Regions from separate parts of the Homo sapiens genome. Here regions 2, 3, 4 and 5 are each linked to region 1. The links are chromatin loops, found by intact Hi-C in ENCODE. Cell type or tissue: PC-9. All regions are shown on one strand. Links, peaks and the distances in the headings refer to the core of each region. The heading gives the core; the rest is flanking DNA. Region 1 has its middle 230 kb from the start of LINC01753. Region 2 has its middle 280 kb from the start of MIR4422. Region 3 has its middle 150 kb from the start of MIR4422. Region 4 overlaps LOC105378740 (a long non-coding RNA gene). Region 5 has its middle 310 kb from the start of LINC01753.

Evidence for each region. A loop is a pair of places that touch in the nucleus more often than their neighbours do. Peaks named below come from ENCODE experiments on the same cell type or tissue, not always from the same donor. Only the 100,000 strongest peaks of a DNase experiment are listed, where the experiment ranks them.
Region 2: it touches region 1 in a loop (3-fold over the local background); 2 of 110 quality-filtered maps call a loop at or near these places.
Region 3: a loop joins it to region 1, with 2.5 times the contacts of the local background. A loop is called at or near these places in 4 of 110 quality-filtered maps.
Region 4: it touches region 1 in a loop (8-fold over the local background); 3 of 110 quality-filtered maps call a loop at or near these places.
Region 5: a loop joins it to region 1, with 6 times the contacts of the local background. A loop is called at or near these places in 2 of 110 quality-filtered maps.

What each region holds. Positions count from the first base shown.
Region 1 is chr1:55,715,764-55,722,434 of GRCh38, reverse strand. No RefSeq gene overlaps it. Among named protein-coding and RNA genes, the nearest start is that of LINC01753, 230 kb to the left of the region's middle. RefSeq lists enhancers at 1,475-1,975, 1,976-2,476. In PC-9, for the core only: no CTCF peak of the experiment used is centred there; a DNase peak (open chromatin) is centred at 3,394; H3K27ac peaks cover 3,544 bases.
Region 2 is chr1:55,505,190-55,511,860 of GRCh38, reverse strand. No RefSeq gene overlaps it. Among named protein-coding and RNA genes, the nearest start is that of MIR4422, 280 kb to the right of the region's middle. RefSeq lists an enhancer at 3,519-3,688. In PC-9, for the core only: a CTCF peak has its summit at 4,669; DNase peaks (open chromatin) are centred at 3,850 and 4,710; H3K27ac peaks cover 1,880 bases.
Region 3 is chr1:55,372,959-55,377,958 of GRCh38, reverse strand. It overlaps the pseudogene MTCO2P34 and the pseudogene RN7SKP291. Among named protein-coding and RNA genes, the nearest start is that of MIR4422, 150 kb to the right of the region's middle. In PC-9, for the core only: CTCF peaks have their summits at 1,920 and 2,119 (motif pointing left); no DNase peak of the experiment used is centred there.
Region 4 is chr1:55,781,698-55,788,368 of GRCh38, reverse strand. LOC105378740 (a long non-coding RNA gene) reads left to right here. Exons shown (of 3, transcript XR_947380.3): 3 at 4,159-4,708. Among named protein-coding and RNA genes, the nearest start is that of LINC01753, 160 kb to the left of the region's middle. In PC-9, for the core only: no CTCF peak of the experiment used is centred there; a DNase peak (open chromatin) is centred at 3,128; H3K27ac peaks cover 2,032 bases.
Region 5 is chr1:55,628,817-55,635,487 of GRCh38, reverse strand. No RefSeq gene overlaps it. Among named protein-coding and RNA genes, the nearest start is that of LINC01753, 310 kb to the left of the region's middle. In PC-9, for the core only: no CTCF peak of the experiment used is centred there; a DNase peak (open chromatin) is centred at 3,257; H3K27ac peaks cover 2,085 bases.

The DNA of each region.
Region 1 (6,671 bases), core at 702-5,701:
GAAAATCAGTTCACACGCGCTTTGGGGCCACCTAAATAGGATTACATTTGTGCGTGATTGACAATGAGCATTAAGCCATAGATGGAAGCTTGCCCTGGGCTAGAGAGGGTGATAATATGGAAGACTTTATTGCCTGAAGAGTCTCCCCTACTGTAGCCTTCACCCATGAAAACTTCACTTTAGGTAGATTGTAGAGATGTGTACATTTTAAAGGCTTTAAGGCATTCTCCTGTGAAAAGTCAATGTGTCATATTTATCCCTCATGTTGCTATAGCTATGGTCCTTTTCTAAGCACTTTCGCATCCATTTGCTCATTTGAACACAGCATGACCCTGTGGAGGGTCCCGGCTGAGAAGCATGAAGGGTGGGATGGGGCCCAAAGCCTGCCACCTACTTGCAGTGTGGGACTCAGAGGAGTCTGAGTTTAGCTCAGGATTCCTTTCAGGAGGACTTCCCTGATTATCTTTTCACAGGACAGCCTCTTCATTTCTGTAAGCACCAGGCAATCTATTGAGTACTTTGAGGAACTTCAAATGAGCTAATGGCCCTGTTGTGGTCAGGAGTGCTGGCCTCAGGATCCCTGGGTTCAAATTCCTAGTATCACTACATCCTGGTGCCATCTTGCAAGAAGAACCTAACTTCTCTATGTTTCAGATTTCTTGTCTTAAAGGGACAAAATTATATCTACCTTGTTGAGTTTTATTTTTTTGAGATGGAGTCTTGCTCTGTCGCCAGGCTGGAATGCAGTGGCACCATCTCGGCTCACTGCAACCTCCAACTCCCTGGTTCAAGTGATTCTCCTGCCTCAGCCTCCTGGGTAGCTGGGATTATAGGCATGTGCCACCATGCCCAGCTGATTTTTGTATTTTTAATAGAGATGGGGTTTCACCATGTTGGCCAGGATGGCCTTTATCTCCTGACCTCATGATCTGCCCACTTCAGCCTCCCCAAGTGCTGGGACTACAGGTGTGATCTACCATGCCTGGCCTTAATAAAAATGAAAAGACATAATCCATTGAAATTATTTACATTAGGGTTTCTCAACATCCACACAACTGGCATTTTGGACTAGACAATTCTTTGTTGCTGGGAACTGTCCTATGTACTGCAGGATGTTTAGCAGCATCACTGGCCTCTACCCACCAGATGCCATAGCACTCCAAAAATGTCTCAGACATTTTCAAATGTTTCAGGGGTTGGGGGGCAAAATTAATTTCCATTGAAAACCACTGCTTAGGCTGGCACAGTGTCTCACACCTGTAATCCCAGCACTTTGGGAGGGTGAGGCAGGCAGATCACTTGAGGTCAGGAGTTCAAGACCAGCCTGGCCAACATGGTGAAAGCCTATCTCTACTAAAAATACAATAAAAGAAAACCAGGCTTGGTAGTGGGCACCTGTAATCCTCCTGTAATCCTAGGTACTCGGGAGGCTGAGGTACGAGAATGCTTGAGCCTGGGAAGTGGAGGTTGCAGTGAGCCGAAATCACACCACTGTGCTCCAGTCTGGGCAATATAGTGAGACTCTGCCTCATGAAAAAAAAGCCTAATAATAGCTCAGTGAATGTTAACTATTACTGTAATTTGTATTATTGTGTTGTGATTATTAATGTCTTCTGAAGATGAAGTACAAATCTCCCCATTCTATGCTACTATAGAGAAGAAAGAATTCAGTTTTTAAAGCTGAGATAAATCAAATAATTCTAGCATCACAGATTTGCTGGTACTAGTTCCCCCGTGTATTAAATAGGCACAATGTGGCTATTTCTTAAGCTAGTTGAAGATTCAGTGAGCAAGCGCAGATCAAACAGCCTGGTGCTGAAGAGTAGATCAGTGGCTGTTACCTGAATCATACTGTTTTGTCCCTTTGAGGAGGGGTGCTCTGGAAAGAGCCCCTGCCAGCCTCAGAGGAAGGGACATTGCTGGGCAGCAGGTCACATGCAGTGCTTGTCTCAACAAAGCAAAGTAACATGTGGCAAGCACAGCTGGGGGCAGCTGTTCCCTCGTTCCCTGAGGATAAAGCCCTGCTCTGTGGATGAGCATTTTTTGGCACCAGGATAGACACAGCTAAGCCTAACTGGTTATCTGCCAGGCTTGAAGCTGGCCCAACCTTGCCCACCCATCTGCAATTCTTTCCTGATTAGGAAGAAAGTAAATTCACCTCTGAGTCCTCTGCGTGGGAACAAAGCTCTACTTTGCCTGACTTTCAAGATACACAATTAGGATTCCCCAAAGGTTATTGGTGTCAGACTGGCACACAGTAGGTGTTTAACATACTTTCTAAAACCTTTGATGATGCTAGTTTTATGTATCCTGCTTCACTTAATCCTCACACTAATCTTTTGGAGTCAATATTATTGAATTTTATAGATGAAGAAAAGGTTCAGAGGGTTAAGTGGATTTTCTAACAAAACATAACAAGCCGAGTGGTGAACCTTGCATTTGAACCCACATCTGTCTAACTCTGTGCCCTGTGATCTTTCTAATATTGCACCTGTAACGTACAAATCTGGGAAAGAAAAGTAAATCGGGAGGCTATTTCATGATTTTTTTTTTAACTCTCAAGCAGGTGAAAAGATTGCCCACTCACACAGACCCAAGTAACAGATTAGTCTCTCCAACTTCATTAGAAACAATTTTATTTCTCTGAATATTGTGTCTCATTGATTTGCCCTTTTTCCAGGCAGGCACAGTGTTAGAGGCTGAGAATTCTGATCTGAAAAGCCCAAGTCAAAGACCTCCCTGAATTTGAAAAGCCCACAGGAGAAAAACAAGAGATAATCCTTTGACATTTCTTTGCAAGATCCCAATTGTGGCAAATTTTGTGTTCCCAAGTGCTGTGGAGGCACAAGGCAGCAATGACCAGCTCTGTCTGTGAGAGTCAGAACTTCCCAGTCAAAGAGAAATGAACTGAATCTTAAAGGGGGAGCAGGAAGATGTGCACAGTGACTTGTCCCTGAGCCTGGTCCTGGTAAAGGGAACTTAATGTTTAAAGGCATAGTGATGTATAAAGCGGGTGTTTAGGGAGCAACAAGTAAGGCTATGTGGTTGGATTTTAACATCTGCCATTAGGATGCAGACACGGCTAAACATTTGCCAGGTCTTCCATAGCCCCCTAGTATGTCAGAGCCAGACATTCACAAGGTAACTGAAACCAGAGAAGGAACCTGGCCTGTTCAGGGACACTGGAGAGCAAACCTCACTCCTGATTCCCAGAACAACACTTCACCAAACTGAGCTGCCTCTTGTGTAATCACCCTCATTCTCGTTTGGAGCCACCGCCTATGTGTCTCCTGCCTGGCCCAGATTCCTGGGGTCTCAAACCACATGAGACCTCAGAAGGGTGCATTAGTCATTTGCATTACTATCCGACCAGCATAGTTTCCTGGCCATGAAGCCTCCTGGCTTTAGAGATGCGTAACATGTGCTCATTTCCCTGCAGGGTTCAGCTTCGTTTAAGCTCAAACAAATGAGAAATGCTATGAAAAAATGTACAGTCCTTGACCTTTGAGCTCTTCCAGTTGGCTGATGGCCTTGGGTGAATTCCTCCCCCATGAATCAAAGTCAGGAGCCAAGTTGCATTATTTTAAGGACTCCAGGCTCAATGCCTTTCCCCTGTTTGCACTGCTCTCTCATTCCCTCCAAGTCCTACTGAGTCTTTGAGGCTCAGGCCAAGTGCCATCTCCTCTGGAAGCCTTCTCCCATTCCACCTCTCCACAACATCTAGTCCAAAGCTATCACTCTCTTCTCTGAACTTCTAAAATACTGTCTCTAATATCTATTCCACACCCAGCATATTTTAATTAAAATGTGAAAAAGGAAAATACAAATTTATGTCTTGTTACTTCCCCAACATTATACACTCTGAAGGCTTCCCCAGCCATATGGCACTGTCTGTCTCAGGCCAGTGGCACATTGGCTTACTTCTACCTTTGGATTGATGTCATTCCTACCTCCCAACACACTGTTCTCACTTTGTTTTCCTTCTCTCCCCCTCCATATCCACTCATCTGGCTTTCCCTACTGGGCCTTAGTAGATATTGAACATTTAACCATGGGCTACAAGTTACCATGTGACCTGAGCTTCCCAGGATGAACTGACTGTTGTCTGGCCCATCAAGCCATAAAGTTGGGTGTGTTCATCAGCACTCTACCATCAAATGGAAGTGACGTATAGGAGATGGGGTTCAAACAAGCCCTGGAAGCATGAGTAAGTTATGTGAAGAAGTGACCCAAATGCCCATGGTCCTCACTCCTATGTTACCTTATATCTCCCAGCCTGCACCCTATATCCTCATGAAAAGTTTTCTGTGATGAGTTGACACCTTTACCTACTTCCTGAATGACTACAGAAGCCTCTGAACTGGTCCCCTTGACTCTAATCCCTTTTATTTCCTTTTCTCCACTATAACTTGCCAACATGATCTTCAAAAAATGCTGCCCTGAGCACATTGTTCTCAGAAAGCTATGGCCCATTCCCACCCCTGTTGCTTGCAGAATTCCTGCTTACTATTCAAGGCCATGCTCATACTCTGCCTTCTGTTATCACTCCCCAGAGGGTACAGCTGGTTGGTGCTTCTCAAACATTATTCCCAAAGGACCCTTAAGGGCACAGAAAAGTGATCAAGTGTTCCTGAAGGTCCTAAAGGTAAAGCCTGAAACAGATCTCTATAAGAGTCCTTCCAAGACCAATGGATTATCTAAGAATTATGTCAACTTTACCTTTATTCTATGATATTTCTGGATGATTCAATATTACCTAATGTTATGTTACTTACATTTTCCTAGTAAATGTGATATTCTGTAAAAACATGCTGTCTTTATTCTCTAACTCTGTATATAGCACTGACAAGCCACCATTCCTCCCCCACATAAGTCTTTCCAAGTTTGAGAAACATGAGCCCTTGAGTACTTTTTTATTCTTCTATTTCTCTCGGGCATGGTTCTTTGCCTGAAAAGTTCAGGAAATTTCACACTATGCTACGGCAATATGCACAGGACAGTCCTAGGCATTTGGAGTGTTCATAGATTCTCCGTATCAATTAAAGATTGCTTAAAATTGAAGATAAGTCATGACTATACACAGTGATAATACTACTAAACATCATGCCAGGAATGACAACTTATATAGTGCTGACTAACCAAATACTTTCCTAAGCTCTTCATGTATATAAACACACTGAGTTCTGAGAACCATACCATGAAATAAATACTGCTAATATCCTCATTCCAAATACATGATAAGAAAACTGAGCTTGGCTTTGAAATAGGCATTCCAGCTCCAAAGACCATCACCTTAACCACTACATTAATACTTCTCAATTGTCATTAATATTAACATTATCAATAAGAGTAATAACAGTAATAGCAGTAATAGTAGTAGCTGCAGTAGCAGCTACAATCACAGTAACTGCCCACACACAAGCACACCCCTTAGAATTTAAATAAATCATATAAAATCTTCTTGAAATCCTGATAGTACAGATTTGTTTGCCATAAGACCTTCATAAACAACTGCTCTCTGAGCTCTATCTTCCTTTTCTACCCACAGAAGTTCAGGCAGAGGTCTCCCAAGATCCCTGTGGTTAGAAGTTTCAGTGACAGCATGCTGAAACTAGATTGCTATGCACACAAATTGAGGCGGCTCTGTGACTATAAGTATCATGGGCAATAAGAAGGTGAAAATTCAAAGATCTCAATGCTTCTGATTGACATTCAAGAATCCACTTTGGTCTGGCTCCTACTAACCAATAGGCAGTCCTTAAACTTGAAGTCCTTTACCAGAATAGAATACTTGTTGGCTAAATGCAGGCTGGTATGCCCAAATAAGTCATGGAATAAAAGGAAATAGGATGCAGCTGTGTGCTCCATCGACCTCCTCCTACCTCCCACACTAACCAGGTTCCAACAGTGGCTGGGTAAATGGGGCAAAATTGTTTCTTCATTGATTCTTAGGTAGGACAATATTAACTATTATCAAGTGCAACTGGGTTACCACTCAAACAGGAAATACGGGAGCAAATGGAAACTGCTCCTGGGTTTGATTCCAAGAAAAGACTCTTATCAAAAGAATGCAAGGGAGTCAATGTGGGCATGAAGGGGGTCACTGATGGTGTGTGGCCCTGTGCTGGATCTTTATAAATCACTGAGATCATTGATGTCAGTATAACACGTGTCCATTCCCAGAGGGGAAAGGATAGGGCAGTGCTGGGGCTGGAGTCAGTCAGTGGCAATAGGAGAAAGTCCTAGCAGAAGGGAAACACCTCCAAAGGTCTAGCAGTAGAAAAAGGGAGCCAGGGACAGACTAAGAGTTGTCTTTTAGCCACATCTCTCAATCAGCTAGAGGGAGATCTTTTAAATGGATGGGGGAGCAGTGATTAAGGTTAGGATTCTAAGATTAGGGGAAGAAGCAAGAAAAGACTTTAGGCTTGGATTTAATTAGATTAAATCCTCAGTCAAATGATGGTGACGTTACCTCTGTCACTGGGCCATCATTGATTCCTCAGTGTCCCAGATGAGGATACTGGTGCTCAGAGAGATAAGGTAACTTATCCAAGGTAATACAGAAACAAATGTGTGGCATCAGTATTTGGAGTAATATCCATCTGACCACAAGGCTCATTTTTTTAAAAAAATATATTCTAACAAGAAGTTCTGTTTCTGACCAAGGATAT
Region 2 (6,671 bases), core at 1,672-6,671, 210 kb after region 1:
AGACCTGGATAGGGAGATTACATAGCTTAATATAAACACGAGTTTAATCTCCACAACAGTCCCAGGAGATTGGTATGTACATCGTTATCTCCATTTGACAGATGAAGAAAGTGAAGCACAGAGAGTCTAGATGATACAACTGGTAAACCACAGAGCCAAGTTCTGACACAGGTATGCTGACTCCAGAGGCCACTGTTCTTACCTGCCTCACTGCATCCTAACTGAAGGGTTTCCTTGCAGTGGCACTGATTGAAACATCGGATGAAATGAAATGCTCAATGGAAATCAATCGGCAGCAAAGGGCTTGATTCTCCATTGTATACTTTGCCATTCTTTTAGCAGCCTCTGTTTGTGCCATCTGTGCTCTGTGTTCCAAGCATAGGACTGGGTGACACTGGCATTAGAGTCAGAAAAGCCACATTATATATTTTTTCATGCACCTAATCCATGGCTGCCCACTGTCCCTGAATTTGCCATCCACAGTCCTGCTTTTTTGTCTTTGCCTGTGTTCATCCTTCTGCCTCGAATGTGCTCTGCCCACATCTTAATTTGGAGAACGCCTTCTCCTCCTATAAGGGTCACCCACTCTGTGTAGTCTTCTCTGATTTTCCAGGTTTCCCAGAGTTGTTCCATCCTCTGTGATTCCTCAGATTTTGCACTTTCTGGTAGGCACACAGTGCTCCATGGTAACACGTGTCCTCTTTCTCCATGACCTTTCAACCATGTGTGACTTGAGGGCAGAAACTGAGTCTTCTTCAACTTTGAATCTGCAGTGCCAAGGAGAGGACAGGTTCATGGTAGAGGCTCAATAAGCCTGAACTGATCAACTAAATAAATGAAAGCCCTTTTCCTGAAAGGGTTTCTGTGATTCTATGTGATATTTTTCTCCAGAACATGTGGTTTTCAGGCCAGAGCATGGCTTTCCCACTACTTCCCTTGTAAACAACTCTATAAGAGTTTGGCTTCCTGGAATTTTGCCTGCATTTTCCTTATAATTACATCCCAATTGTTTCCTATTTGTTTGACACCTCTTAATTCCCTGGCTTCTTCCTTGTCTAAAAGTTGCCGGCTGTACTCTGATTGCTGGGCTGTTCTAGTCTGGATTGACCTCCTCTCATCAGACAGGCCCTGTGGGCAGAAATTTCTGTTTGGGGGCAGTTTCCTGAAATTTCAGCCTAGGCCAGATCATGGGCTTTGGGCTTTATCACTTATTTGGTAAATGAACGTGCTATTTCACTTTGCTAAACTTCCATTTCCTCACCTGTAGAATGGGATCACTTCTATCTTCTTCCGTAGGATGTTTTGAGGATTTAATAAGTTGTAAATATGCAAAATACTAGCACATACTAGGCACTTAATAAATGCTCTAGTCTCTTTCCCTATGCAGACAGGATCTGCTTTTTCCTGTAATGCACTGCATTATCCATAAAACAGGGAAAAGAATACTTACTGTGCACAGTTATGAGAAATAAAGTCCATAGAATGATTTTAATTATTGTGGACACATCCCCACCTAGCACCCTCCTTTGACACCATGTTATTAAGCAGAAACTTACAAATAGATAAGTTATTTTTCTGTGGCTCAAACCACACTGCCCTGCACCTATTTGTTACACAAAAGCATGCTTGATGAACAAGTGCTATGAGAACAAGTATGGAAGAAGACTGATGAGCTCTCCTTGGGTAAGTGGGCAGGGCAGACTTCAGGAGACCAGGACTCACAGGGACAGAAGGGTGGGGAAGGTACAAAGCAGCCCTCCCTCCTCAGACCTCCAGACTGAGAGACAAGGCAGGGCTAAGAGTAAGGACTCGGAACACAGCCCTGCCTGAGGAAAGTAAATGTAAGACAATAAAAAGAAGGCTTTGAGAGAGAAAACCAAGGCTAAGTCCTGGAAGCGCCATTCACTAGCTGATCAACCTTGGGCAAATTTATGAGCCCCTTTCCTCACCTGTAAAATGGGTTGGATAATCCCAGCTTGTACCGTATAAGAGTTTTGCATCAAAATTACACAAGATAATGTACGTGGGCACAGTTTAAACTACAACATTGTGTGCCATTGGGAGGGAGTCTCTTAATAATCTTTTAGTCTGTTTTTAATCTTCAAGCCTGTAGGTCACCTGCCAACACACTTTGCCAAGAATTCCTTAAGATACCATCTGAAATGCTTCACCTAAATCCAAAATTCTAGGAGGCTTTCGTAAGAAGATTGGCAACCAGAGAATTCTCCAGTGCTTGTCCAGGAGAGTCTTATCTTAAACCACCTTTGCTGTTCCCTACAAAATGTTGACCATGTAAGGACAGAAGGGGAAGGAATACAGTCCATCATTCAGTATCCAGGGAGGATTGGTTCCAGGAACCACCCACAGATACCAAAATCCACAGATGTTCAAACCCCTTATATCAAATGGCATAGTGTTTGCATAGAATCTATGCACATCCTCCTGTATACTTTAAATCATCTCTAGATTACTTATAATACCTAGTTAAGTGTAAATGTTATGTAAATGGTTGTTATTCACTATTAGTTGTTTATTTGTATTTTCTTGTTATATTGTTTTTTTGTTTTTTTCCAAATATTTTTTATTTGTTGTTGGTTGACTCCTCAGACAAGAAACCCATGGACATGTAATTAAGCATCTGTAATTAATGCAATTAATTACATGACTGTAATTAATGCAATTAATTACATGACTGTAATTAATGCAATTAATTACATGACTGTAATTAATGCAATTAATTACATGACTGTAATTAATGCAATTAATTACATGACTGTAATTAATGCAATTAATTACATGACTGTAATTAATATGGTACATAATTATTCTCTTTATCATAAATTATCACTTCAAATACTAATATTGTCAAATTATTATCATTCTCTTTGCCATAAAAGCTAATCTTTTGTATTTTTAATTTGGATGTGGGATCTTGACAGGTGGGGTCATGCATAAATGAAATTGTATTTGAACATCCACACATGTTGCATACAGAACCTTGGACCCGTGCCCAGGCAATTCTTTCATGTGCTGCCATCCAAGAGGAGGTCTCATTTGAAAACTAACAACTGATATTCCTTCACCATCCAAGTGTAAACAGAACTCTGATCCAAGAACTTGCTATTGTGCATCTCTGGTGGGCATTAGCCCATGTTGAAAAATTCATCATGACTGGTGGTCACAGTGTTAGAAAAAAAATTATTATTTTTCTGTCCTCAAACCCTCAAAATAAGAGTAGGCATTCCATAAATGAAATCAATAAGTATGTGAAGCGCACTTTACAAATTTTTCTCTGATTCTCATAATGCCACCACAAAGTAGTTATTATTGTACCCATTTTACAGGTGAGAATGGTTGTAGGGTTGTCTTGAAGTAACTTTGGGCATCAATAGTGACAGAACCGAGAATGGGCTAGATGTTTATCATCACAACTCAGCAAATATTGTTTCAGTGTCAACCATGTAAAAAGTCACTTTAAGGCCAGGCGTGGTGGCTCACACCTGTAATCCCAGCACTTTGGGAGGCCAAAGCGGGCAGATCACTTGGGCCCAGGAGTTCCAGACCAGGCTGGGCAACATGGCAAAACCCCATCTCTACTAAAAATACAAAAATTAGCCAGGTATGGTGGTGCACCTGCAATCCCAGCTACTTGGGAGACTGAGGCACGAGCATTGCTTGAACCCAGGTGGTGGAGGCTGCAGTGAGCCGAGATTATGCCACTCCAGCCTGGGCAACAGAGGAGGACTCTGTATTCAAAAAAACAAAGTCTCTTTATTAAGATTGAAGATATGAGGATGAAACAAAACAAGTTTAGTCATTGCACTTGTGGAACTCACAGCTTGGAGGTGAAAACAGGTTCATCAGATTTACAATCACTTCTTTGTTGTGTAAGGGAGAGAGGTAACATAGTGCAAAAGGAGTTGACCTGGGTTGAGGTGGGGAAGAGAAGTAGGGTAGTCACAGCACAGCGGGAGTAAAATAGGGTCAGGGGAGTTTAGAGGGTAGAACTTTGCAGGCAGAGAGAGCAGAGAGGAGCAATTCAGGGCATAGGAGAGAGTAAAGGAGAAGCAGCAGGAGGGGTGGATCATGAGGGTGGGGAGCTGGGCAGAGCTGTCCAAGGGCTCCACCTCCATCCTGACACCTCCAAAGGGCCTCTTCAAGGTCTTCTCTGGGGACAGACATGCACAGATTAATGTGCCCCAACTTGCTTCTTACCCGCATTTATCCTCCTCACTGCAGCCTCAGTGGACATAATGCAATTCATTGCAAGGTGGTCCATGGTCCAAGTCAGGGATGTTGGTGCCCAGGTGTGGGCTGTGACGGTGGAGATGGGGAAGAGTGGATGAATTCAGGGATCCTGAGGAGGCAGCAGGACTCTGAAGCCACAGAAAAGCCCCAGCCTACTGCTGCCAGGGCACTGATGGGGGATGTTACGGAGATGAGGAATGAAGAGCAGGAGAAGGGCAAGGGGGAGTCCCAAGCCAGGGTGTCGGCCTGAATTACATTGTTTGCCAATGTGTACTTTTTTCTTTTCTTGTTCTTTCCTTTTATTTTTTCAATCATATGCATATGATACAAACTATTATCTTTTAAAAGTTTATACAGGATTGTAACCCTGTTTTATATATGGGAAAAGGCTGACTCCCTGTGGGTTTTCTGTATTTTCATATTGACATAATTCAAACAATGTGATGAATCAACTCTCTGTAATTTCTGAAGCTGGACTCAGAGAAGCTGAGTTTTATGGAAACTTTATTGAGCTGTGCCCTGGGGCTGGGTGGCAATCCTTGGGGAAAAGGGTATTTGGGGGTAGGATTTACACACTGTTCACTGTGTTCCGGAGCATTCTTCCCTCCAGAAATTAACATGAATGTTGTATGGCATATGAGGAAAACTTAGGGGTTAAGTGACTTGCTTATGGACACCCAGCTGGTAGGTGGTAGAATCTGCTAACTCCAAGTCCAGGGCTCCTTCCCTGAAGGTGTGCCCCTCCCAGGAACAGATGACACAAACCCGGCTCTGAGGAAGGAGGAGGCTTCTGGGGTATTTTTCCTGTCTCTCCAGCTTTTCCAGGCTGTTTATTTAACCTGAGTGGGTCTCTTCACTGCGCCTGAGCATCCCCTTTCCCAGGCACATTAAGGAGCAAGCAGGGGCTGCTCCCCTTGGAATCCATTTTCTCTTCTGATAAAGACCTTCCCAAGTTGGCAGACAGAGCATCAGGCTTCTAGCCCTGACTCCAGGGCCAGTGTTCTTCTCCCACTCCCCACAGCTTCAGTGAGATAATTCAACTGATGAACAAAGGAATCATGTGTTCAACCTAAGAGTCTCTTCCAAATCTAAGCAGATAAGAGGGAATATTCAAATCTTAGACTCTCAAAGGCAGCTAGGGGATTTGATCTTCCTTTTCTGGAATAGGTCGGCATTACTATCCATTTTACACATGAAGAAAAAGAGATTTGGGAAATGTGAGTAATTTGCCTGGGATATTTAGTAACATGGTCAGGATTTGAACCCAAGTTTCAGCTGTAAGAGTCCCCAGCACAGTCTTCAGCAATAGTAGGTGTTCAAGATGTTTGTTCCCTTGCATGCTTCCAACTCTCTGCTGATCCTGCCCCTTCTCTGGAAAGTAGACACCTATCGGCATTTTTCCAGAGTGAAAGCAGCTGTTCCCTGGGTACCTGTGCCTTTGTCTCAAAGTTGTGCCATAAGTATACCTCTAAGGAATTAACAAGCCCGCATATGGTATAGGGTAGATGGGAGGCTGCACTAAGGTGGCATAAAAGATTTTTAATAGAGCTTTACAGGAGTGAACCCTCTGGCCAGGCAGGGTAGGGAGTGAGGCAGAGGATTGGGGTGGAAAGATGAGCAGATCTGACAGGTGGACAGTCAGCTCTGATGGAGAAAGAGGAGCTAAGAAAAAGCCACAGCCTCCACGGGAGAGTGCTGAGCTCAGATCCTGGTGCTGGGACTCACCATGTGACCCAGGGCAAGTTCCTTCCCTCATGAAACTTACCTATGCATTAACGAATCTGCATGTAAGAAAATGTTCTAAAAGCAGACATGAGAAAGGGAAGAGGGAGGAGGAGAGGAAGAATGGATTGGTTCAATCAGTGCAGGTTCACAGTGAGGCCAGAAGATCATCCCCACTCCATACCTCCTCCCACCCTGTACCCTGTGAGCAGATAGCAAACAGGCATCCCCTTGCCCCCACACTGACCATGCACACTCAATAGTTGTGCATAGGCTGTTCTTGCTAACAGGAAAGGTTTTTGTTCTCTTCTCTGCCTGGAAAACTCATAATCCATTTTTCAGGTCTCAGGTCATGTCACCTCCTCCATGAAGTCTTCCTTGACTCCTCTCTCACCTCCACCCACCCTCAGACACTCATACCTTTGAGTTTTTACAGCATTGTATATACTCCAAGGACAGCATTTATTACCTTGTTATTATTGTAGTAGTACTATTACTAGTGGCATAAAGTACTATTTAAGGAACACTTTTTGGGGGGGGCCAGACATAGTGTTATGGTCTTTTTACAAATTATGTATCATTTAAATTTCATCACTATGCCATAAATTAGGTATTTTCTTCTCAACTTTAAAAGTAAGGAAACTAAGGCTCCAAGAGGTTGGTGGTTTTACTACTGTGTAACTCAAGCAAGGGACAATGCC
Region 3 (5,000 bases), core at 1-5,000, 340 kb after region 1:
CCCCCATTTGCCCCTCCCAGCTGGCCTGGGAGGTATAAATTGGGATTAAGCACCTACTAGATGTGACATGCATGACAGTGTGAGCCACACTGTACTAAGTCTTGAAAGGGGGCACAAAGTTAATGTGGTTTGTGCCCTGAAGGGACTCACAGTCTAATGAGAGACAGGTACAGACAGAGATGACCTTGATGTGAGACAGGCATGTGCTCCTTGTCATAAGTGGCCACAGGGAGTGTGCTTTGGGCATACGATGCTAGGTTCCAGGAAGGAGGAGGTAGCGTTTTTCATGGGCCTGCAGGATGGCTGGGATCGCATTCAGGAGGTAAGAGAGAGACAGACAAGTAAGCCAGGAGAAGGGTCAGGCTGTGGGTATGGGAGCTGGGAGGTGAGGGCCTGAGGAAAACACGCAGGGGCCTAATTGTGTAGAACAGAGAGAGTGAAAGGAGAGAGTGGTGAGAAACAAATATAGAAAAATACACTGGGACCAGGTCACAAAGCAAATCAGGGCCACTGATGAGATCACGGTCAGGAGAGGCAGAATGGAAAATTCAAGAGGAAAACTCCGTTTTAAGAGTATAGTCCTTAAATAATTTTTCTTGAAAATCAGTTTCCACTAACTCATTATCCTTATGCCAAATATTATCATATGAGCATAGAAAATTACACTAAATACATCTTTATGATCCTAAAGTTGACGATATTAATTTTGATCTGCAATGAATATTTAAAAATAAAATTCTATACTTTCAATCTACCCAATATTTCTGTGGTCATTTTTCCACATTTAGATAGAAAAGTCATGACTATTCAATGTCTATGTCTAGGTGAGGTGTACTCTTGGCATTTCAGGACACACCCTTCCTTATTACTGTCCCTCCTTGGAGCCTCTGCACCTGCTGTGCCCACTGCCTGGAACAGTTTTTCCTCTTCCACTGCCTCTTTCATATTTTCATATTTTCCTCTTCCACTTCCATCTTTCATATTTCAGCTTGAACATCACTTTCTTTGACTCTCCAGTTCTGGGTTAGGTCTCCCTATCTACATTCTTGGGGTGGTCAGTCTTTCTTATTAACACTTAAAAAATTAAATAATTTAAGGGTACACTCAGATGTGAGGGGGTGATCTGGCTGTGACATCTGTCACCCCATTGATTGCCAGGGATGACTTGGTTGACCTGGCTGGCTAGGCGGGTGTCCCCTTCCTCCCTCACCGCTCCATGTGAGTCCCTCCCAAAGCTGTGTGCTCGGTCAAAGAGAACGACCATCTCCGGCAGAGGAGGACCAGGCTTTGGTCAAGGATATATGAGTAGCTGCACTCCCCTGCTAGAATCTCCAAACTTAATGGTACACTCATGCACACATGTTTAAATTCAAGCAATCAAGGCCTACATCTCCCACTTAAATGGAAGCTCAATGAGGGCAGGAGCTTTTTGTGTCTGAACTGTTTTTGCATGTAGAGACAATCAGTAGGCATTTCTCAAGTGAATGAATGTCACTCCCTTTCCAATTATGATTCCAAGAAGTTTTTAATAATTCCAAGATTTTTTTTAAAAAAAATTTGTTTTCTCAAAACAACTATCAGGTAAATTTTTACAACAATCATGCCTTCATTTTTATTTGTATTTGATTTTTCCTAGTCTCCTTACTTCTAGAAAGAATTTAAAGGAAATTTATGTACAAGACAACAGACCTGAGAAGCTTTAAAATTTAAGAGGACCTATATTTGATGTACAAAGTGATTTAAATCCATGATCTCTGCCTAGACTGCCTGGGCAGGACTAAAGCCCAGAAGATTCCTTTTCCCTATACTATTTGCAAATGTGCTTCTTCTTTTGGGTAGGCCTTCTGAGTAGTTCACCTTAAAGCTACATGAGGAAGGGACCAGGGCTTCACTAACTCCAGGTGCAGTGTATAAAAGCATGCTATCAGTTCAAATCTTTGGGATTAATTATTGCCTCAAAAGCCTTGTGAAGGGTTTATTATCCCCAATTAGATGAAGAAACTTAGGCCCAGAAAAGTGAATGACTTTGCCCAAATCACAAACTGAAGAAATGGAACAAAAGTGAGCTTTTCTGGGGAACTAAGACTAGATGCTTACTGCTCTCTGCTGCCCCCTATTGGTGTGGAGAAGAAAGAGCAAGCCTCTCTGGGTTTGCTCCAGAAACGAGCCCTGTTTTCCCACAGTGGGCGAGGGGCACCGGGCATCCTGGCACGCATCCCCTGCCAGCTCCCCTTGCCTTTTGTCTCCCTGCTCTCCCACCCCACCAGATCCTCAGGATCCCTAATTGCTCCAGTTTATGGGCTAATAACCAGAATCCAAGAATTGGAGCAGTGGGTTTAAGGGCCAGCAGGGCCAGCAGTGCCAGGCTCGCTGGACACACTGCGTGGCCTCTTCATTTCAGCCCAGTGCCTTGTCACCTGCCCTCTGAGTTCTAGGTGCAGCACTGGGAGAGGACCAGAGATAGGCAGAGCTCAGCACTAATCCACATGTGTGTCCACAAAAGGGCCTCACTCCTGCACAATAGGGCCTGTTTCCTTCTCTTAGACAGAAGCGGGATAATAGTGGCTTCACTAGGACATTGTGAAATTGAAACAAAATTCTAAGTTAGGTACTCAGAAAATGTCCACGTCCCTCGCTTCCCTTTCTGTTTTTGCTGGCAGTGTCGGCAATGACTGAAATATCGATTTCTCTCCTGCCCTGCTCCTAGGCAAGGGCCTTAGGGCTGATTTTCTGGCGGTGAAGTCACTGGACGCAGAGCCAGGAGGATGAGTAACTGCCTCTCTCCTGCTGAACTTCATCTTCTACAGGTGTCTGAGGCAGACGCAGCTCAGGCTCCTTGGCCCAACCCGGAATCAGGCCCTCACACCCAGCATGTGCTATGAGCTAACAAAGCAATCACAGCCAATCGTGGCTATAAATCCCCGGTGTTTATAAAGTCTTTGTGTATCTCTAAACTTGAATAACCCCAAGTCCCATGGGACTAGAGAAAACAAGCTACAATTGTTGTTTACCCATCAAAAGCGCATTCTTCAGAGGAATGAGGAGGCCAGGGCACAGATGTTGCTCAGTAAAGAAGCCAATGGCAACTGGGGAATGGTTGCAATGGTGAAAAAAATCTGATCAAACAATGCTTTTACATGGGATGAAGGAGAGAGCAGGGCTTGAAACAAAGAAATCAGCCTGGATGGCACTAAAGCCCAGAAGATTCCTTTTCTCTGTACTATTTGCGGATGTGCTTCTTCTTTGGGGTGGGCATTCCAAGTGGTTCCCCTTAAAGCTACGTGAAGAAGGGCCAGAGCCTCGTTGACACCAGATTCAGTGAGTTATAAAAGCATGCTATCAGTTCAAATCTTTGGGATTAATTGTTCTTTTGGTGAAGATGGAGAGAAACAAGTTTGTTACCCAACCAAGAGATGGGGCCAACATGGCAAGGATAGGAGCAGGCTGGGGTTCAGGAGCTCACCCCAAGCACCCTAGTTATCAGTTCTAAGGCAACAAGCCAGCTCAGAGACAGCCTCCCCAGGTAGGTAGACAGTGCTGAGCCCTGCTGGTGCTACGTAAGCTTGGCTCAGGGCCTGTTGGGGTGAAATTCTAGGGCACTGGAGTGGGTGGGGATGTCAGAGAGGAAGTGTACTTTGAGAGAACATCTGGTGACAAGATCAACCCCTTCATGAGTAAACTGAGGCCAAGAGCAGAGAAGAATAACAGCCAATCTTGCCATTCATTTGATTCATATTACTCAAAATGAATGGACAATTGCAGGCCTCTTGAATTTCAGTGCAGTGCCATTCGTTCTGAGCTCTTTACTCATAAGAATAGAATTTAAGGGTTGTCAGGGCCTGAATCTAATTCTGTGATGATAAAAGTGTGAGCTGTATGATGCCAAATTGCCTGCTACCCACTCATGTAGCTGGAGTTAGTATGTATCTACAGGTTTGTTTCTTCCCAAAAGGCTTTCCCAAACTCCTTCTGCTGAGCATGCGTAACTCCTTGGTTTTCTTTTAAGAGAAAGAATGCACTGCTCCATTCCATGAAATCTAAGTGGGGCTGTTAGTCAGTCTTCTACCCGCTTAGCCACAAGATTGAGGGCATGTGACCTGAGTCTAGCCAATCAAAATATTCTCTCCTGGCCACAGTGATTGGCTTGGATATGGGCAAGGCCAAACATAGCCAAACCTAGCCAATCATAATATTCTCTCCTGGCCACAGTGATTGGCTTGGATATGGGCAAGGCCAAACATAGCCAAACCTAGCCAATCAGAAACCACTCCAGGACTTGTCTACTAAAGTTAGCTGGGAGGCCAAGCTTAATAATCTTCATAATCTGAGAAGCCTTTGCTTCAAAACGAGATGTTTCAGTAGTTGAACTATCAACTACAAACCTAGAATGACTTTACAGCTCCCTGCCACCATATCTCACATTTGAAGAACCTGTTTATGTGAAAGCCTAGAAGAGAAAGGAAGGAATTGAACCTCCCAAAACTGGGTTTAAGCCAACTTCGTAACTACGATGACTTTCTCGGTTAAGAGTTACTATAGTAAAATAATCATATAACTTTGCCAAAGTTAATTTACATGTTAGAACCCTTTCTATCTTCAGGGCATATCCATTTCAATTAGGCTTCCAAGATGCTATGTCACCTATCACAGAACTCCTTCACTTTCATGACCACACCCTAATAATTGTTTTTTTAATGAGCTCATTAGTACTTTACATTATCTCCCTGATATTAACAACTAAAACTCACACAAACACAATGGTATGAACTATTTTACCTGCCATTATCTTAATTTTAATTGCTCTTTCATCATTATGTATATTATATATAATAGATGAAATTATAACCCCTCCCTTACCATCGAAACTATAGGACACCAATGATACTGCAGCTATGAATACACAGATTATGGAGACCTAAAGTTTGATTCGTCCGTAATTCCTACAACAGACTTAAAACCAGGAGAACTGTGGCTACTTGAAGTTGATAATCAAGTAATCC
Region 4 (6,671 bases), core at 956-5,955, 66 kb before region 1:
CCATGGTTCTCTTCCATGGCCCACGGCTTCTAATAGAGCTATAATGCTCACTGCATAGCCCAAGGTTCCATTCCTTGGAATCTGTGAGGCCAAGAACCCCAGGTCAGAGAACAAAAGGCTTGCTGCCATCTTGGGAGTGGCCCCCCACATCTTGGGAACTCTAAGAACAAAGACCCCCAGTAACATTTGGTGGCCTCATATGGGGATTCTCCAAAGCAGTGAATAATATCAGACCACTTTCACTTGCTATTCTGTCCTATTGTTCCTTAGAATTGGAGGAAAATACCAGGCACCTGGTCGGCTGGTTAGAAATGATTAGCATGGCCGCCGGACTCAGGTGTGAGGCTTCCTGGGAAAAGGCTTTCTAACAACCCCCAACCCTTCTGGGTTGGGAGCATTAGTCTGTCTGGAACCAGCTTCCAGTTTCACAATTTCCTGGGGGAAGCTGAGGGCTGACTAGAGGCAGAAAGCTGTCGTCCTGAACTCTCAGAATTGGCCAATTGGGATCATGGTGCAGCCAGAAGTCTCTACTCCCATGTGTGTACCCCTACTTCTTCTGACCCATACCTCCTGGGTCCCAACCATGACTTTCTTGAAAGTGTAGCCCCAAAATTCTCCTTACCTCTCATCTACTTCCTGTGATCCCTGCCTCCTAGGTACCAATGCTTCAGACTTTTACTTCCGCTCCCAAGTATTAGAGCAAGTTGTATCTCCAAAGGGATCTAGGGAAGCTCTATGCTGTGTCCTTAGGCATCTAGGCTATGAACCCAGGGAGTCTTGTCCCTGATGACCCTCCCAATTTAGGTATATAGCTCTCGACATGGGCAGTTATGTGGGACCCGTTCCCCACCACCCTTGCCAAGCCTCCAAGTTCTATTATGAGCCATGGCCCCACATTTGTAAATGGCTAGGAGGATTGTTCTCCCATGTGTAAGATGTTCTCCCCCAATTTCTACCCAGCTTACACCTCTGCAATACAATCTCCAAGCCTTGGCTCCTTGGCCAGGGCCTTAGAACTGATGACCCAGTACTTTAACAACTGGGACTATGTCTACGACAACATACTAGATCAGGATGAAAACGAATTGAGTAAATTAAAGGGAGGCCCATATTCCTATAGTGGCAAATGGGGACAATGAGCAAATGTCCTTCCACTGTGTTTCCAAAATCCATCTACAAAGACAGAGAGAAAAGAGAGAGGGAAAGAGGCAGAGAGACAGAGTCAAAGAGAGAAAGAAAAAGATGGAAGTAGTAAAGAAAAAAGCGTGCCCTATTCCTTTAAAAGCCAGGGTAAATTTAAAACCTATAATTGATAATTGAAGGTCTTCTCCATGACTCTATAACACTCCAGTACTACCTTGTTGGTGTAAACAAGGGCGTAGCCTGAAAACACTGAGACCACTGACAACCTGTAGCCTTCCTATCAAATATCCTTAACGCAGTAACCCGCATATGGACCAAATGCATTCAGTCGGTAGCGGCAACTGCTTTGCTAAAAGTAGAAAAATAACCTTTAGAGGAAACCTCATTGTGAGCACAGCTCACCAGTTCAGAACTATCCTAAGTCAAAAAGCAAAACGGGAGCTTACTAACTCAAAAATCTTAAAGTATGGGGCTGTTCTGTTAGAAAAAGGTGATTTAACACTAACCACTGAAAATTCCCTTAACCCGGCAGATTTCCTAACAGAGGATTTAAATCTTCACTACCATACAAAGGTCCAACCAGACTTAGGAAGAATTCCCTTCAGGACAGGACAATAGATGCTTCCTCCCGGGTGATTGAGGGAAAAAAAAAAAACACAATGGGTATTCAGTAACTGATAGGGAGACTCTAGTGGAAGCAGAGTTAGGAGAATTGCCTAAATAATTGGTCTGCTCAAACGTGCCAGCTGTTTGCATTCAGCCAAGCCTTAAAGTACTTACAGAATCAAAACTCCATCTCAATCCTGACTCAAAAGGTTACCTACACCCTCTCTGAAATGAATTTGTGTAAGAACTGTTGTTTACGGGAATGCATCTTGATGGGGCAGCTGGGTTGTTATGAAATACTCAGGAAACCAGCTCAGCTCTAGAACTCGCCTCTGAGTGCAAAGGCAATGTTGGGCACTCTGGTAAAGGACCACTGGAATCTAGCAGCCTGGACCCCTTTCTTTGTGGTCAAGAAAGGCGGGAAAACAGGTGCAGGACTGCTACATTGGTGAGTGTAACTAATCTGATAAGCAGAGGTCCATGGGTTGTTACACACCTTGGAAATGAATAAGCATTAGGACCATAGAGGATGCTCTAGGACTAATGCTCATCAGAAAATGACTAGGTGTGCTGCCATCCCTATGTTCTTTTTTCAGATGTGAAATGTTCCCTCTCATGGCAAAAATGCACCCAAGATGTATTCTGGAGAATTCGGCCCAGTCAGAGTGCATGTACCTTTTTCCCTCTCAGATTTAAAGCAAATTAAAATAGACCTAGGTAAATTCTCAGATAACCCTGATGGCTATATTGATGTTTTACAAGGGTTAGGACAATCCTTTGATCTGACATGGAGAGAGATGTTACTGCTAAATCAGACACTAACCCCAAATGAGAGAAGTGCCACCATAACTGCAGCCCAAGAGTTTTGCGATCTCTGGTATCTCAGTCAGGTCAATGAAAGAATGACAACAGGAAAGAGAATGATTCCCCACAGGTCAGCAGGCAGTTCCCAATGTAGACCCTCACTGGGACGCAGAATCAGAACATGGAGATTGGTGCCGCAGACATTTGCTAACTTGCATGCTAGAAGGACTAAGGAAAACTAGGAAGAATCCTATAAATTATTAAATGATGTCCACTATAACACAGGGAAAGGAAGAAAATCCTATCGCCTTTCTGTAGAGACTAAGGGAGGCATTGAGGAAGCATACCTCTCTGTCACCTGACTCCATTGAAGGCCAAGTAATCTTAAAAGAAAAGTTTATCACTCAGTCAGCTGCAGACATTAGAAAAAAACTTCAAAAGTCTGCCTTAGGCCCAGAGCAAAACTTAGAAACCCTATTGAACTTGGCAAACTCGGTTTTTTATAATAGAGATCAGGAAGAGCAGGTGGAACGGGACAAACAGGATTAAAAAAAAGGCCACCACTGTAGTCATGGCCCTCAGGCAAGCGGACTTTGGAGGTTCTGGAACAGGGAAAGGCTGGGCAAATTGAATGCCTAATAGGGCTTGCTTCCAGTACGGTCTACAAGGACACTTTTAAAAAGATTGTCCGAATAGAAATAAGCCTCCCCCTCTTCCATGCCCCTTATGTCAAGGGAATCACTGGAAGGTCCACTGCCCCAGGGGATGAAGGTCCTCTGACTCAGAAGCCACTAACCAGATGATCCAGCAGCAGGACTGAGGGTGACCAGGGCAAGCGCCAGCCCATGTCATCACCCTCACAGAGCCCTGGGTATACTTGACCATTGAGGGTCAGGAGGTTAACTGTCTTCTGGACACTGGCACAGCCTTCTCAGTCTTACTCTCCTATTCTGGACAACTGTCCTCCAGATCTGTCACTATTCGAGGGGTCCTAGGACAGGCAGTCACTAGATACTTCTCCCAGTCACTAAGTTGTGACTGGGGAACTTTACTCTTTTCAAATGCCTTTCTAATTATGCCTGAAAGCCCCACTCCTTTGTTAAGGAGAGACATTCTAGCAAAAGCAGAGGCCATTATACACCTGAACATAGGAAAAGGAACACCCGTTTGTTGTCCCCTGCTTAAGGAAGGAATTAATCCTGAAGTCTAGGTAACAGAAGGACAATATGGACAAGCAAAGAATGCCTATCCTGTTCAAGTTATACTAAAGAATTCCACCTCCTTTACCTACCAAAGGCAGTACACCCTTAGACCCGAGGCCCAACAAGGACTCCAAAAGATTAAGGACCTAAAAGCCCGAGGCCTAGTGAAACCATGCAATAGCCCCTGCAATACTCCAAGTTTAGGAGTACCGAAACCCAACGGACAGTGGAGGTTAGTGCAAGATCTCAGGATTATCAATGAGGCTGTTGTCACTCTATACCCAGCTGTACCTAACCCTTATACTCTGCTTTCCCAAATACCAGAGGAAGCAGAGTTGTTTATAGTCCTGAACCTTAAGGATGCCTTTTTCTGCATCCCTGTATCTTTAACCTCCTTGTTAAGTTTGTCTCTTCCAGAATCAAAGCTGTAAAACTACAAATCTTTCTTCAAATGGAGCCCCAGATGCAGCCCATGACTAAGATCTACCACAGACCCCTGGACCGACTTGCTAGCCCATGCTCTGTTGTTGATGACATCGAAGGCACTCCTCCTGAGGAAATCTCAACTGCACAACCCCTACTACACCCCAATTCAGCAGGAAGCAGTTAGAGCAATCATCAGCCAACCTCCCCAATAGCACTTGAGTTTTCATGTTGAGGGGGCTACTGAGAGACAGGACTAGCTGGATTTCCTAGGCCGACAAAGAATTCCTAAGCCTAGCTGGGAAGGTGACCACACCCATCTTTAAACACGGGGCTTGTAACTCAGTTCACACCCGACAAATCAGGTAGTAAAGAGCGGCTCACTAAAATACCAATTAAGCTAAAGGCAGGAGGTAAAAGAAACAGTCAATCATCTATCACCTGAGAACACAGAGGGAGAGACAATGATTGGGATATAAACCCCAGGCATTCGAGCCAGGGGTGGGCAACCCCCTTTGGGTCCCCTCCCATTGTATGGGAGCTCTATGTTCACTCTATTAAATCTTGCAATTACACTCTCTTCTGGTCCATGTTTCTTATGGCTTAAGCTGAGCTTTCACTCGCCATCCACCACTGCTGTTTGCCGCCGTCGCACACCCGCTGTTGACTTCCACCCCTCCGATGCGGCAGGGTGTCCGCTGTGCTTCTGATCTAGTGAGGTGCCCATTGCCATTCCTGATCAGGCTAGAGGCTCACCATTGTTCCTGCATGGCTAAGGGCCCAGGGTTCATTCTAATCGAGCTGAATACTAGTTGCTGGGTTCCATGGTTCTCTTCCGTGACCCACGGCTTCTAACAGAGCTATAACACTCACCGCATGGCCCAAGGTTCCATTCCTTGGAATCCATGAGGCCAAGAACCCCAGGTCAGAGAACAAAAGGCCTGCCCCCATCTTGGGAGCGGCCCACCACATCTGGGGAGCTCTAAGAACAAAGACCTGTCCGTAACTTGATGGACAAGGTCAAGTAGAAGCCATTGTAACTGCCTCTACCTAGGAAAATAGTGCATTAAAAGCAATGTGGCATCCCTGATGGTATTGCAGAGATTAGTGCCACCATCGACAACTTGAAAGATGCAGGGATAGTGATTCCCACCACATCCCCATTCCACTCTACTTAGCCTATACAGAAGATCTTGGAGAATAACAGTAGGTTACTGTAAGCTTAATCAAGTGGTAACTCCAATTGTAGCTGCTATACCAGATGTGATTTCATTGCTTCAGCCAATTAACACATCCCCTGGTACCTGGTATACGGTTATTTACCTGTCCTTTTTATCCATACCTGTTCATACCAGAAACAGTTTCCTTTCAGCTGGCAAGGCCAGAAATATACCTTCACTGTCCTACCTCAGGGGTATATCAACTCTTTTGCCCTGTGTTATAATTTGGTTTCCAGGGATCTTGACCACCTTTCCCTTCTACAGGGCATTCCATTTGTTCATTACATTGACATGCTGACCTAATGAGCAAGAATTAGCAACTATCCTAAACTTATTGGTAAAACATTTACATACCAGAAGGTGAGAAATAAATCCAACTACAATTCAGGGGCCTTCTACCTCAGGGAAAGCTTTAGAGTTGCAGTTGTATATCAAGATATCCCTTCTAAGGTGAAGAATAAGTTATTGTATCTGGCCCCTCTCACAAGCAAGAGAGAGGTACAATGTCTAATGGACCTGTCTGGATCTTGAAAACAATGTGTCTGTCATTTGGACATGTTACTCCAGCCCATTCACCACATTAATGGAAAAGCTGCCAGTTTGGAGTGAGGCCCAGAATTTTTTAAAAGGCTCTGCAATAGGTCCACGCAGCTGTGCAAGCTGTTCTGAGACTTGGGCCATGTGATCCAGCGGATCCTATGGTGCTTGAAATGCCAATGGAGAAAGATGCTGTTTGGAGCCGTTGGTGGGGCATTATTGGTGATTTGCAACATAAGCCTTTAGGATTTTGGAACAAAGCCCTGCCATCATCTACAGATAACTACTCTCCTTTTGATAGATGTCTTTTGGACTGCTACTGGGTCTTAATAGAAATAGAACACTTGACCATGAGTCACCAAGTTTCCATTGCAACTGAGCTTACCATTATACACTAGTTATCTGACTCATCAAGCCATAAAGTTAGGTGTGCACAGCACTGCTACATTAAGTGGAAGTTATATGTGTGTAATCAGGCTCAAGAAGGCCCTGAAGGTACAAGTAGGTTATATAAAGAAGTGGCCCAAATGCTTGTAGTCCCAACTCAGGCTATACTGCCTCTCTCTCCCAGCCTGCACCTATGGCCTCATGGGAGTTCCCGATGATCAATTGACAGAGGAACAGATTTGTGCCTCATTTGCAGATGGTTCTATATAAAATGTGGGAGCTGCCTGAAAGTGAACAGGGGCAGTACTACAGGCTCTCTCTGGAATATACATAAAGAACAGTAGTAAAG
Region 5 (6,671 bases), core at 886-5,885, 87 kb after region 1:
CAACTCAGATTTCCATTACACTTCATTTCTGATGCTCCAGACCTCCCCCTCTACCCCAGACTGATAGCCCTCCACTCCATTCCACGTTCTCATAAACAGTCACAGCTCTTTGGCTGCAATGACAATACTCAAACTAGCTAAAAGAAAACAAAACAAAAACTGTCGTGGTAATAAAGGGGTACCTAAGCGCTGCATAGAATCAAAACACAGTGGGACTTCACAGAACATCAACAGGGACAGATACAGCCATGGGGCGTCTACTTCTACGTGAACCTGTTAGAATCTCCCAACCCTCTCTGCCCTCCAGTTTTCTCTGCTTAGTCACCACTCACCAGTGTTTCACTTTATCTTTTAAGTTTCTCTCAAGGACAATCTGGTTTCCTAAGTCTCCTCCTATGCATAATCTGCCTTTGAGGCAGGTGCCCATCCATACTTCAATAGATGGCCAGAAGGGCAGGGCATAGGACATAAGCATGGCCAGTCATGCCCTCTCCTTCAGCAGAAGTTTCATAAGAGGTTTAATGCTCAAAGAACAGGTTATAGGCTGTCATAACATTATCTGTGTTGACATGAGGCCATTAATCCATCTCTGGTTTTCACTTAGAGGGCTGGGGAAGTCTGTTGGGAAGAAAGAATAAAGCCAAAGGAAAGGGTGTAGTGAGATTGGGGTGTACTGGCAAGGAGGTTTGGTAGAGGTAAGAAGAGGCCCAGTAGAGTAGACAACCAGAGTTACTGCCAAGGGCCTGGGATCAGAGCCAAGAAGGAGCAGTGCAGTGTCAAGTCAAACAAGTGAGGCAGGCTGGATAAACAGAAGAACCTCACAAAGGTCGGAGACCAACAGGGTTAGGAGCAACATGGAACCAGGTATAAATACAGGTCAAGGAACTGGTTCAGAACTAAGTAGAGACTAGCACCTGTGTGCTGAATCTTACAAGGAATTTGGATTGTCTTGCCATGGTGAATATGCCATTTTAAGATGGCTGTTAGGAGCAGGTCACCCTTTCACTCCAACAGTCACTGTATACAAGCCTCTAATGTAGGAAAAGTACCCTCCTCTCAAGTGTATGAAACTCCAGACACTTGTGGTACCCAATAGCATCTCTAGTGGCTCTGCTCTTTACCTTGATTTCATCTTTCAGGTCCCCACAGCCCCCATCTCCCTTGGAACTTCACGTAATTCCCTGAGCTCACACCAGAAGACCATTTGAAAGACCCTGCCTTGGACTTGGCTCAGTCTATTATTCCTCGCTCACCACCAATCTGTATCCAAGATCAACTTTATGCACCCACTTGCTCCCCTTAGGTGAGTTCCTTTTCTATCCAGTATTTATACTTCCCTTCAGGATATAAAGTTGCCATTATTCCATTATTTCTCACTTCTTAGGATCCTGGCCCAGCGATCAGCCATCAGACCTAATGGCTCTAGTCATTGTCTTTCCTAAGAGCCGCCATTAGGTAAATAGCACCCAAGATGACCCCCGGCTCAACAGTGTGCCTTCCCATCTGCCCAACACTCCATGGTCAGCCTGGCCTCTCCCCAGCCCCATTCTTGCATTTTACACAACATCTGGACTCCCTTCAACTCCTCTTTGACTTGTTAATTTGACTAGCATATTTACCTAGGACCTACTCTGTGAGAGACACTACCTAGGCACTTTGACAGCATTTTTCTTTAGTTTCTAAGAGTTTATACTCCGTGGGAAGATAAAACCTCTAAATCAACTATTAAAATATAATGTGATATATGTCCTTACATAATGATGCAACAGAATGCAGTGAGAGTAAGGAATAATAGAATTTATCCCAGGCTGGGGCAATCCTGGAAAGCTTCCAGGAGAAGGAGACACAAACAGAATTTTGAAGAGTCATACTAAACTGACTACCTGAAGAGGATTGAGGAGGAAGAAGATGAAGAGACAGAGCATTCCAGGCAGAAGAACACTATGCTCAAAGTAGGAGACCCGAAATGGACTATCGTTTGAAGAACTACACAATTTTTCAGCTGTATGGCATTTTTTCCCAGGAATTTATACTCTGAGAGGTAGTGTTGGAGAAAAAGGTAAGAGCAGGACCTTGAGGGGTGACTACCCAAGCTAAAGAGTTTGTGGAAGCTATCTATTGATTTTAAGTAGGCAAGAGATACAATTGAATCCATGTTGACGAGTTCGACAGAAGACAAAAGTATTGTCCTGTCTCCCTCTGAATGCCACACTGAGAGACCACCCTTCTGCCCACCCATATCTGCTGTGGGGCCTCTGGAAAGAAGTACCCATCCATGGGCCAAAGAAGGCAGGAGGCTGGAAGGACTTGATTAGAGCAGGGGAAAGAGCAGTTTGACCTCCCGAATGACTTTGCAGCCTCTACTTTGCTGAGCACAGCAAAGAAAAATAAATCATCCTTCAAATGGCAAGGGTCAGGGCTTGCTGCAGGACTGCCTAATTAGGTGTAAGATTACATTGCAGGTCTGGTTACAGGAGGCCGACAGGAATCAAATCCAACAGCACCAGACCAGAACAAGCAAGATCTTGCTCAGAATGAAAACAGGAGAAATAGAAGGCCTGCCACCATCCCTTCCTAACCTCCCAGCTACCAAATTTGAGTAGCCAGATAATAAAGGATTTCAAAAAAGGGAGAAAAATGATCTCCTAAGATTTTATATTCAGTTTCATTTCTGATGCAGATCTCTGATTACTGACAGGTAAGTTATAAAAGAATCAAGAAAGTAGGAGATGACCATAAACAGCTTATTTGTTATTAAACATTACTGAAAAGTAATTGGCCGCCTTCTGTAAAGCATTGCACTGTCTACAGGATACACAAAAGTTATTAAGATATGACCCTTTCTCAATGAGCTTACAGCCTGATGGGGAAGAACAACCCAAAAACTCAGAACAAATATTTCTGTGTTAGGGGTTTTTGCTCTTATTGATAGAGTGGGTTTCAGTGTACATGGAGAGCACTCAGAATGTTGTCACAGAAGACATCAGTTTGAACTGAGTCTTTAAAATTGGAGTTTATCACATGATGAAAAGAGGAAACTGCTTACTCAAGAGCAGAGATATGAGAAAATACAAGGCATTTTAATGAATAACGAGGACTACATTCCCTTGATTCTAAGAGTTCATTCATTGCCAGTCATATCACTAAAAAATTATCTACTCATCATAGCATATACTTGTCCCCACCCATACAGACTATTTTCTTCTTTTATGTCACAAAGTGTTCTATGTTCAACCCGAAGATTCTTATGAATCATTTTTAGACATTAGAAGTTATGCAAAGCATAAGAATGACTCATGATTTTTTGTAAAATATGCTCAACATCTTGACCTCATTTATACCTTTAGGATTGACAGTATAAATTTTAGAAGTATCTTAAAATACCAGCGTTTCATTTTGCATTGCTTTTTTTTTTTTTTTTTCCTGAGACAGAGTCTCACTCTGTCACCCAGACTGGAGTGCAGTGGCACAATCTCAGCTCACCGCAACCTCCACCTCCCAGGTTCAAGTGATTCTCCTACCTCAGCCTCCCAAGTAGCTGGGATTACAGGCACTCGCCACCATGCCAGACTCATTTTTGTATTTTTAGTAGAGATGCGGTTTTACCATGTTGCTCAGGCTGGTCTCAAACTCCTGACCTCAAGTGATCCACCCGCCTAGGCCTCCCAAAGTGCTGGGATTACAGATGTGAGCCACTGCTCCAGGCCTGCACTGCCCATTTGATAGTACTCATAGATTTCCTCCCCTTAATTGGTTTATGCAATACTAGAAATTAACCTTCTCTTAGTTTTATTATATCTCTTGATGATTCATCCATTTTGTCTAAGTCAAAAAAAAATAGAAAGCCTAAACACTACATAACTATTAAAGAAATTGAGTCACTGTTTTTAAATCTTGTTGCTGCTATGAAAGCTCCAGGCTTAAATGGATGATTTTAATAAGTTCTACCAAACTCTCAAGGAATAATTACAATTTTATATAAACTCCTTAAGAGAACAGATGGAGGGATACTCTCAAACTAGTTTTATAAGATTAGTGCACTTTTTATGCCAAATCCAGACATGGATGATATGAAAAATAAAAATTACAGACCACTGCCACTCTTGGACAGAGATTCAAATATTCTAAACTCAATTTTTTCAAGTTGGTTCTAGCAATGAATAAAAAACATAATACAATTTGATAATGTTTCATTTATCTCAGGAATGCAAGTTTGGCTTGGTATCTAAAACCCATTGACATAATTAATTCATTTTACTAACAATAAAGAGAGGTTATCAACCCCAATAATATTTTTAATATTCAATAAAATAGAATAGTTTTATAATTTAAAATTCTTATAGAACTAGGAGTAGAGGAAAACTTTTTTAATCTGATGAAAGTTACCTATCAGAAATCTATAGTAAAGTATACTTAAAGGTAAAATGTTAGAAACAATTTGCTAGGAGAAAAGAACAAAACAATAATTCCCTATTCAATATTGGTCCTAACCAATGCAGTAAGTCAAGAAAAGAAATAAAAACGATAAGAAAAGGAAAACTCATAGTGTATTTGGTAATTTTCAATTGTCAGAAACTGAAAAAATATGCCAATTATTATAATAAGAGACTAAAGTGATTGATATAACATCAATATGCAAAAGTGAATTACAAATTAAGATTGAAGAGGCACTTGAAATAAGTAACCTTTGAAAAGGTAGCATCTATTCAAACATAAAATGCATAAAGTATATATTATATGTTGGGGGGAGATGTGTGTACATACATACAAGACCTCTAGGGAGAAAAGTGTAAAACAATTCAGAAAAAACTAATAAATGTAAATGTTTACTATGTTCATGGATAGGAAAAGTCAATATCATAGAGATGTCATTTTCCTGAATGTAATCTATAGTATCAAATTGTTTCAACCAAAATTCCAACAGGAAGTTTTTATGAAACTTAAAAAGATTTGTACCTAGATTATATAAATTTTTATCGGATCAGATGGCTTAAAAAGCTGTATATAGCATTAACACACTGAAGTAATACAGCAAGGATAGACTGACTGATATGACAGAACAGAGAACCCAGATACCATCCTGAATACATTGCAACTTGGTCTATGCTGTGGTTTGAATGCTTTCCCTAGAAGTTCCTGTGTTGGAAACTTAATCCCCAATGCAACAGTGTTGGGAGGTGGGACCTAATAAGAGGTGATTGGGTCATGATGGCAGCGCCCTCATGAATGAATTAATATTATTATCACAGGAGCAGGTTAGTTATAACAAGAGTGGGTTGCTGTAAAGTGAGTTTGGTTGCTAGTGCCTTTCTCTCTTGTCTCGTATGCCCACCTGCTTTTCCATCATGTTTGACGCAGCAAAAAGGCCCTCACCAGATATAGTCCTTCAGCCTTGGACATTCCAGCCTCCAGAACTGTAGAAAATTGATCTCTGTTTTTTATAAACTACCTAGTCTATGATATTATATTATAGCAGCCAAAAATGGACTAAGACTGGAAATTGGTACCAGGAGTGGCTTTGTTGCTACAACAAATAGCTGAAAATGTGGAAGCAGCTTTGGAACTGGGTAATGGGTAGTGGATGGAATAATTTGGAAGGACAGGCTAGAAATAGCCTGTATTGCCATGAACTGATGAATATTAAGGGCAATTCTGGTGAAGGCTCAGAAAAAGTCTGCAGGGAAAGCTTGAATTTTTTGAGAGATTACTTAAGTGCTCATAACCAGAATGCTGATAAAAGTACAGATAGTAAAGACCATTTTGATGAGATCTCAGATGGAAATAAGGAACAAGGTATTAGAAATTATTAAACTTTTGTGGCAAGAGATGTTCCTACGAAGATTCAGGACAGCATTGTTTATAATTTTAAAATATCAGAAATAGTACAAATGTTTGTCACAGGAAATGGATAGAGTAGGAATTGATGCTATAAAACACTGTGCAGCAGTGAAAATGAATGAACTATGGCTTCATGTATCCATGTAGATAAATCTCAAAAACATAATACTCAATAGGAAAAACAAGTCTCAAGATAATATACACAATATGACACCTTTATTATGGGCCCAGTATATAAATGTTCACAATATATTGGGTGCATACAAATGTAGGAAAGATGGCCTACTTAATAAATGGTTCTCCCAATGGTAACCATATTCAACTACCCAGAATTTATGTTTATCATTATGTTGCTTTTCATTATACCTTGTTAAGATATAACTAAGATATTATACATCTTAATATCTAATTATTAATATCTAATTAATTATATCAATATAAAATTAAGATATCTTATTAAGACATAATGAAAAGCAACATAATGATAAACATAAATTCTGGGTAATTGAATATGGTGACCTTTGAGAGAGAAGAGAAGAATACAGTAGAGGAGAAGCATACTGGGGGCTTCAAAAGAATTTCTGTTTCTAAAAGTAAGGAGCAATCACATGAGGATTTATTTTTCTTTATACCTGATATATACATAATACAGTCATTTCTATGAATGAAATATGTCTCAACAAGAAGTACTTTTTTGTATAAGCACCATACAAAATCTGAATATAGGTCTATATAAAAATATCACTTCTAATTCTACTATCCATAGGTAACTACTGCTAGCATTTTTAATATTTTACTCTTTATTTTATGTACCACTACATTGAAAATTTCTT